Regions from separate parts of the Mus musculus genome. Here region 1 is linked to region 2. Evidence: chromatin loops called from intact Hi-C (ENCODE). Cell type or tissue: left cerebral cortex. All regions are shown on one strand. Links, peaks and the distances in the headings refer to the core of each region. The heading gives the core; the rest is flanking DNA.

Evidence for each region. Hi-C counts contacts between places; a loop is a spot of excess contacts. Peaks named below come from ENCODE experiments on the same cell type or tissue, not always from the same donor. Only the 100,000 strongest peaks of a DNase experiment are listed, where the experiment ranks them.
Region 1: a loop joins it to region 2, with 6 times the contacts of the local background. A loop is called at or near these places in 2 of 42 quality-filtered maps.

Annotation. Positions count from the first base shown.
Region 1 is chr7:24,173,675-24,176,586 of GRCm38, forward strand. Zfp114 (zinc finger protein 114) reads left to right here and starts at 1,348. Exons shown (of 4, transcript NM_001029933.3): 1 at 1,348-1,475; 2 at 2,435-2,492. The coding sequence starts at 2,478. In left cerebral cortex, for the core only: a CTCF peak has its summit at 1,586; DNase peaks (open chromatin) are centred at 1,419 and 1,544; H3K4me3 peaks cover 1,038 bases; H3K27ac peaks cover 584 bases.
Region 2 is chr7:24,111,011-24,113,922 of GRCm38, forward strand. It overlaps Zfp112 (zinc finger protein 112), which reads left to right and starts at 1,310. Exons shown (of 5, transcript NM_021307.2): 1 at 1,310-1,426. In left cerebral cortex, for the core only: no CTCF peak of the experiment used is centred there; DNase peaks (open chromatin) are centred at 1,304, 1,727 and 2,179; H3K4me3 peaks cover 1,765 bases; H3K27ac peaks cover 1,057 bases.

The DNA.
Region 1 (2,912 bases), core at 260-2,759, 63 kb after region 2:
AGCCCCTCACTGGGGGATTCTAGGCAGAGGCTCTGCCACTGAGCCACACCCCCAGTCCCTCACTGGGGGATTCTAGGCAGGGGCTCTACCACTGAGCCACGCCCCCAGCTCCTCACTGGGGGATTCTAGACAGGGGCTCTACCACTGAGCTACACCCCCAGCCCTTCACTGGGGGATTCTAGGCAGGGGGTTCTACCATCAAGTTATGATCCCAACCCCTCACTAGAAGATTTTAGGCAGGGCTCTACCACTGAGCCTTTCCCCAATGCCTTACAGAGGGAATCTATGAAGGGGCTCTAACTCTGCTGCCAGATCAGGCTCCTATAGCTTCACAGTTGAAGTTTTAACGTTTATATAGAAATATAATATGGGACTTCATTGTTTTTCAAAAGTATCAATAGCAGTGTGTGATGGCCCACACTTTTCAGCCCAACACTAGGGAGGCAGAGGCAGGCTGATCTATGCCTTAGAGGCCACCATTGTTTACGGGAGGGGGTGGGGAGTTCCAGAACAGTCAAGTCTACATACAGAGAGATGTTGTGTCTCCGGGGAGGGGTGGGGGTAGGGGAATCAAAACAACAATAACAAAATATCCATATTTGTCTTTCGTGATGGCTCCATGATAGGTTTCAAATCAGTATTCAAGAGACTAGGCCTAAGAACTGGGCAAGTTCAGGAAAGCCCATGCAAGTTAGAAAAACAAACAAACAAACAAACAAACAAACAAACAAACAAGTCAGGCAGCTAGTCAGAAACTAGAAGGTGCCCAGCCACATAGCCTGAATCTAGGACGATGGGTCAGCAACAGTTTCCAGCCCCATGTCTCAGTAATGGTTCTGGAATTTCCGTGGAGATAGAGTAAGACAAAGCCCACTTATCCTAGGATTCCTCAGCAATAGTTTCGGGCCCTCCACGCCCTGGTAATGGTTCTAGAATACCTAAAGGTGAAGTAAGACAAAGCGCACCTATCCTGGAACTCCCCTAATGTGCTTCAAATTGGGCTTACAATCACACTTTGGGTTCTCTCCTTTTTGGAATGAGGGATCCCCGCTGGTCTTCTGCTGAATAAAACACTCTTTGCTTTTGCATACTATTTGAGTCTACAAACAACGGCAAACAACAGGCCCTGACAGTGGCATTTCAGAAATGAATAAATCGAAAAGCAACCCAGGAGAGCAAGCTCCCCCTTCCTCCTCCTCTCCCGCTCCACCAAAAAAAAAAAAAAAAAAAAAAAAAGATTTCCGGGGGCCCACTGTAGTTAAAACAGCTTGGAACTTATTGATGGTTTTAGAGAGCTGGGGAATGTCATTACAGAAGGGCACTATAGTTTGGCGCTTCTACTGAAGCATTCTGGGAATTGTAGTTCCCACTCCAGGCGGTCAGACTCTTCTGCAAGCGGAGGCGGGCTGGTAGTGCTTCTGGAGATGTGAAAACTTGGAGCGTCCTGCGGCCCTTCGTGTGTGCTCGTGCTAACGGTGTGTCCCTTGGAGAAACAAGTCCACGGACAGGGAGAACTGGGGCACCGATGGCGATGGCGGCGGCAGTGTCTGAGTCCCCTCTTGCTGGGCTCAGCCCCAAGCGGTGCTACCTGGTCCTACTTCCCCTGCTTCCGGAGGGGAAGGAGGAGTCCGAGGGAAGAATCTAGCATCCCAAGGGAGCATGGGGGAGGAGTTGTGATGAGAGGTGGCCTGAAGCCTTAAGTGGTTTGCAACTGGTTTTTATGCGATTTTTTTTTTGCATTTTTTAATTTACTTACTTATTTCCTTAGTGGGACGTGCCACAGCTTGTGTATGAAGGAGATCAGGAAATACCTTGTGGGAGTCCGGTCTCTCCTTCCACCATGCGGGGTTCAGAGACTGAAACTCAGGTGGTCTCCCTCGTCTGTAGTCACCATTATCTGATGAGCCATTTCCCAGGGACAAACTCCCTTTTCCTTAGAGAGGGTTTTTATATCTCATTATTTGCATGCACATGGAAACAGAGACTTTGTGGGGGGCTCGTGCAGATGAACAGCATTTAATTTACTAGTATTTAAACCTTTTAGTGTGAGAGACAGAGCGGAGGACTATCATTCCTATGTATGGAAACAATTGTGTGTAAGAGCTGTCACATTAACAGACCCTTCCGAGAGCAGTGATCAATCATGACGCAGTATTCGTCAGAGTTCAGAGCTTCTTAAAGATTTGTTTTTCTGGGAAGCCCACTAACACAGCCAGATTTGTGAAGGCAATAGTGCCCAGCACCCAGAAATAGAGAATGTGGCCTTTTCTAAGCCCCAGCTGTGAGCAAGGTGAGGCATGGCACTACCTATGAGTAGAAACTAGAAAGAAAAGCCTGGCCAGCGCACACAGCCCTTAGGACTGATGGAGAAGCTGAGGAAGCCATGTGGCCCAACTGTCCTAGCAGTGTTCTCATGAAGCCCCTCCTCCCCCAGCTTGCTTCCCAGAGCCCTGCCTTGTCTCAAAGAGAAGAGAACAATGACCAAGTTACAGGTAAGTCGGGTTGCTTCCCCCATGCCCACAGTGCTAGGGATTGGAAACAGGATCCCTGCATGCTGGGCAAGTGCTCTACAGCTGAGCCTCTCTGAACTGCATGAAGGAAGAGGGGAAGTTGCTGAGAAGAAAGGACTGGAAGGAGGAGAGATAAGAGAGGACGGTGGGAGCCTGGCATGTTGGCACACGCCTTTAATCCCAGCACTTGGGAGGCAGAGGCAGGAGGATTTCTGAGTTCGAGGCCAGCCTGGTCTACAAAGTGAGTTCCAGGACAGCCAAGACTGCACAGAGAAACCCTGTCTCGAAACAAAAACAAAAACAAAAAAAGAGGACAGTGGGAACATGTGCTCAAAGTGCAGTGCACACAGGAAAGTGTAAAAGGATGACTAAAAAGAATTCAAAAAAGTGGGCTGGAGAGAT
Region 2 (2,912 bases), core at 284-2,783:
GGACCCGGCACCCACGTCAGTTGGCTAACGGGTTTGTAAAGTCAAGTTATGGGGGAGGGAGGTGGGAAACAGACGTCCTCTTCTAGTTTTCTTGGGCACTACACGCAATGGTGCATATACATGTGCCCAAGCACACATGTGCACACACGCACACATACATTAAATATTTAAAATTATTAATTCAGTTCCTTTGTACTTGATTTACCTTTTTCTGCATTCCTGCTTCCATGCTTTTTATAGAATTGCTTCTTGAACTGGGTGGGGATTAGTTACGTTGAGTTTGTCCTAGTGTCACGTTTGAAAAGCTTTTCTTTTCCAAGATTTTTATAAAGACAGTGGAGGTTGGAGAGCTGAAGGTGAATAGTGATAATCAGCAGAATTAAATAAGGGGAATCCCATCCCATAATCAGCCTCCAAACCCTGACACCATTGCATAAACTAGCAAGATTTTGCTGAAAGGACCCTAATATAGCTGTCTCTTGTGAGACTATGCCGGGGCCTAGCAAACACAGAAGTGGATGCTCACAATCAGCTATTGGATGGATCACAGGGCTCCCAATGGAGGAGCTAGAGAAAGTAGCCAAGGAGCTAAAGGGATCTGCAACCCTATAGGTGGAACAACATTATGAACTACCCAGTACCCCGGAGCTCTTGACTCTAGCTGCATATGTATCAAAAGATGGCCTAGTCGGCCATCACTGGAAAGAGAGGCCCATTGGACATGCAAACTTTATATGCCCCAGTACAGGGGAACTCCAGGGCCAAAAAGGGGGAGTGGGTGAGTAGGGGAGTGGGGGGAGGGGGACTTTTGGGATAGCATTGGAAATGTAAATGAGGAAAATGCCTAATAAAAAATATAAAAAATAATAATAATAATAATAAGGGGAATCCCTAAACTCAGGACTATGCAAATGATCTGGAAGGGAGGTCCGCTGGGGTTAAGGCAGGCCCTGCAGATCCCGTGAACTGTAGACCCAAGCAGTCCCTGACGTGCTCTGGGGAAAGCGCTGTTTATCCCAATCTTCCACAGAAAGCAGGGAAAGCATCGTGGTTCGAAGATTTTTGGCTTAGGGTATGCCAAGGACTTTCAAAAGTCTGAAGTCCGGTTTCCTTACTCCATGGCACTTCCGCTCGGGGAAGGCAAGGACTCTGAAAATTCTGGGAAATGTAGTTCATGACCCTCCCATCCCCGGGATGATAAGATAACTTCCGCTGCAGGTGGGGGGGGGGGGCTGAGAGGCCATCCTTCCGGTTGGGAAATGTAGTTTGGGAATCCTCAGTGTGCAAGATCCTCTGCAGGAGACTGCAGGAGACTGTTCTCCCCGCAACCTTCGGGAATTCTGGGAAGTGTAGTCCTGGCTGCCTATGCGGGAAGAGTCACTTCCGCCCCAGGTGTGTGAGGCCTTGTTCCGTTCCTTTCAGAAAGGTGAGCCCTCCCCTTTACTGACCCCTCCCGAGTGTGAGCGATCCTTTTCAGGTTGCCCTGGGTGATAGCCACCAGGCTTGTATCCTGGGTAAGGAAGTCTGCCTCGGAAAGGTAGAACGTGAACTTACTTTGGAAGAGCATGCCCGAGTGTGCTGCGATTGCACACACTGACTCAGGCCTGGCCCGGGGCTGTCAGTCACCTGGATGGAGGGTCTCCTGGGCGATGGGCACCCCCAGCCGCCTCCCTAGCTCTGGTCACGATGCCATCTCCCAGCAGTGGAGTTCAGACTCTCCATCTCTGCCTCCATGCTTTCCACCACGCCTTGGTACCTATCCAAGAGTGATCTAGAGTTTCCTGCAAGGCTCAAAACTGCTGACGCGCGGTAGGAAATGGGACATTTACTATCGGTGCTTTCCAATTTCAGAGAAGCTGGACGCTTTAGTGACCCACGGATGGTCTCAGAGCTCCTGCTGTAGGGTCTCTGGACCCAGCCTGTCCCCATTATCAAAGTCCTTAATGACTTGTTTTGTTTTTGTTGAGACAATCGTTCCCAGCTTTGTGTGCAGTGTCCACTGTGCCTTACGGGGGCCGGGAGAGGTGTTAGCTGAAGTCCGGTTTCTCCGAGCAAGTTGTCTTCTTAATCCTTTATATAAAAAGTGCTGCAGGGGAAAGAGGCATCAGAGAACGTGGTAGTGGTGCAGTCGTTTGAATGAGAAATGACCCCGTAGGGTCCAACCTTTGGATGCCAGGTCCACAGTTTAGAGGGCGGGGTGCTGTTTCTGGAGGTTTGGCTGGTGTGGCCTTGCTGGAGAAATACGTCATGGGGCGGGGTCAGCCTCCAAGGTGTTTGCTCGCTATGCTTGAGTTTCAGAAGGGAGCTCTCAGCTTCTTGCTCCTGTTGACAAGTCTGCCACCTGCCATGCTGTCCCTACTATTATGGAACTGAAAGCCAAAATAAACGCTTTCTTCCACACCTTATTCATGGTGTTTGATCACAGCAACAAAAAGTAACTAATACACAGGGGTAGACCTTAGCATCCTTCTGTCAATCTGTCTGTTCTGAGGAGTGAGGCTCTCTTTACTCATTAGCAGATCCACTTATGAAGTTACCCTAATATTTTTTAATTAATTCTGGACGGGATAGAGAAATGCTTGGACATAAAGAATAAGTATGAAATATAAACATTTAAAACTAAATGCTGTACGGGTTCTATCCAAATTAATAAATATAACTCTTAAAAGAGCTTTATTGGATGTGGAGTCATCATTATTTTTATCACTTCTATTTAAGGAAAAAAATAAAATTTGTTTTTTAGAACATAGGTTAAAAATTTACTGATTGTACCAAAAAATATAAAATTATTATCATTATATCCTGTGTTCCTAGGTAATTATATTTCTTTATAGTCTACTTATTTTCTTAATCGTATACGCTACAGTTACTTCTACAATCATATTTGCAGATAACACTACAGAATCATTTTT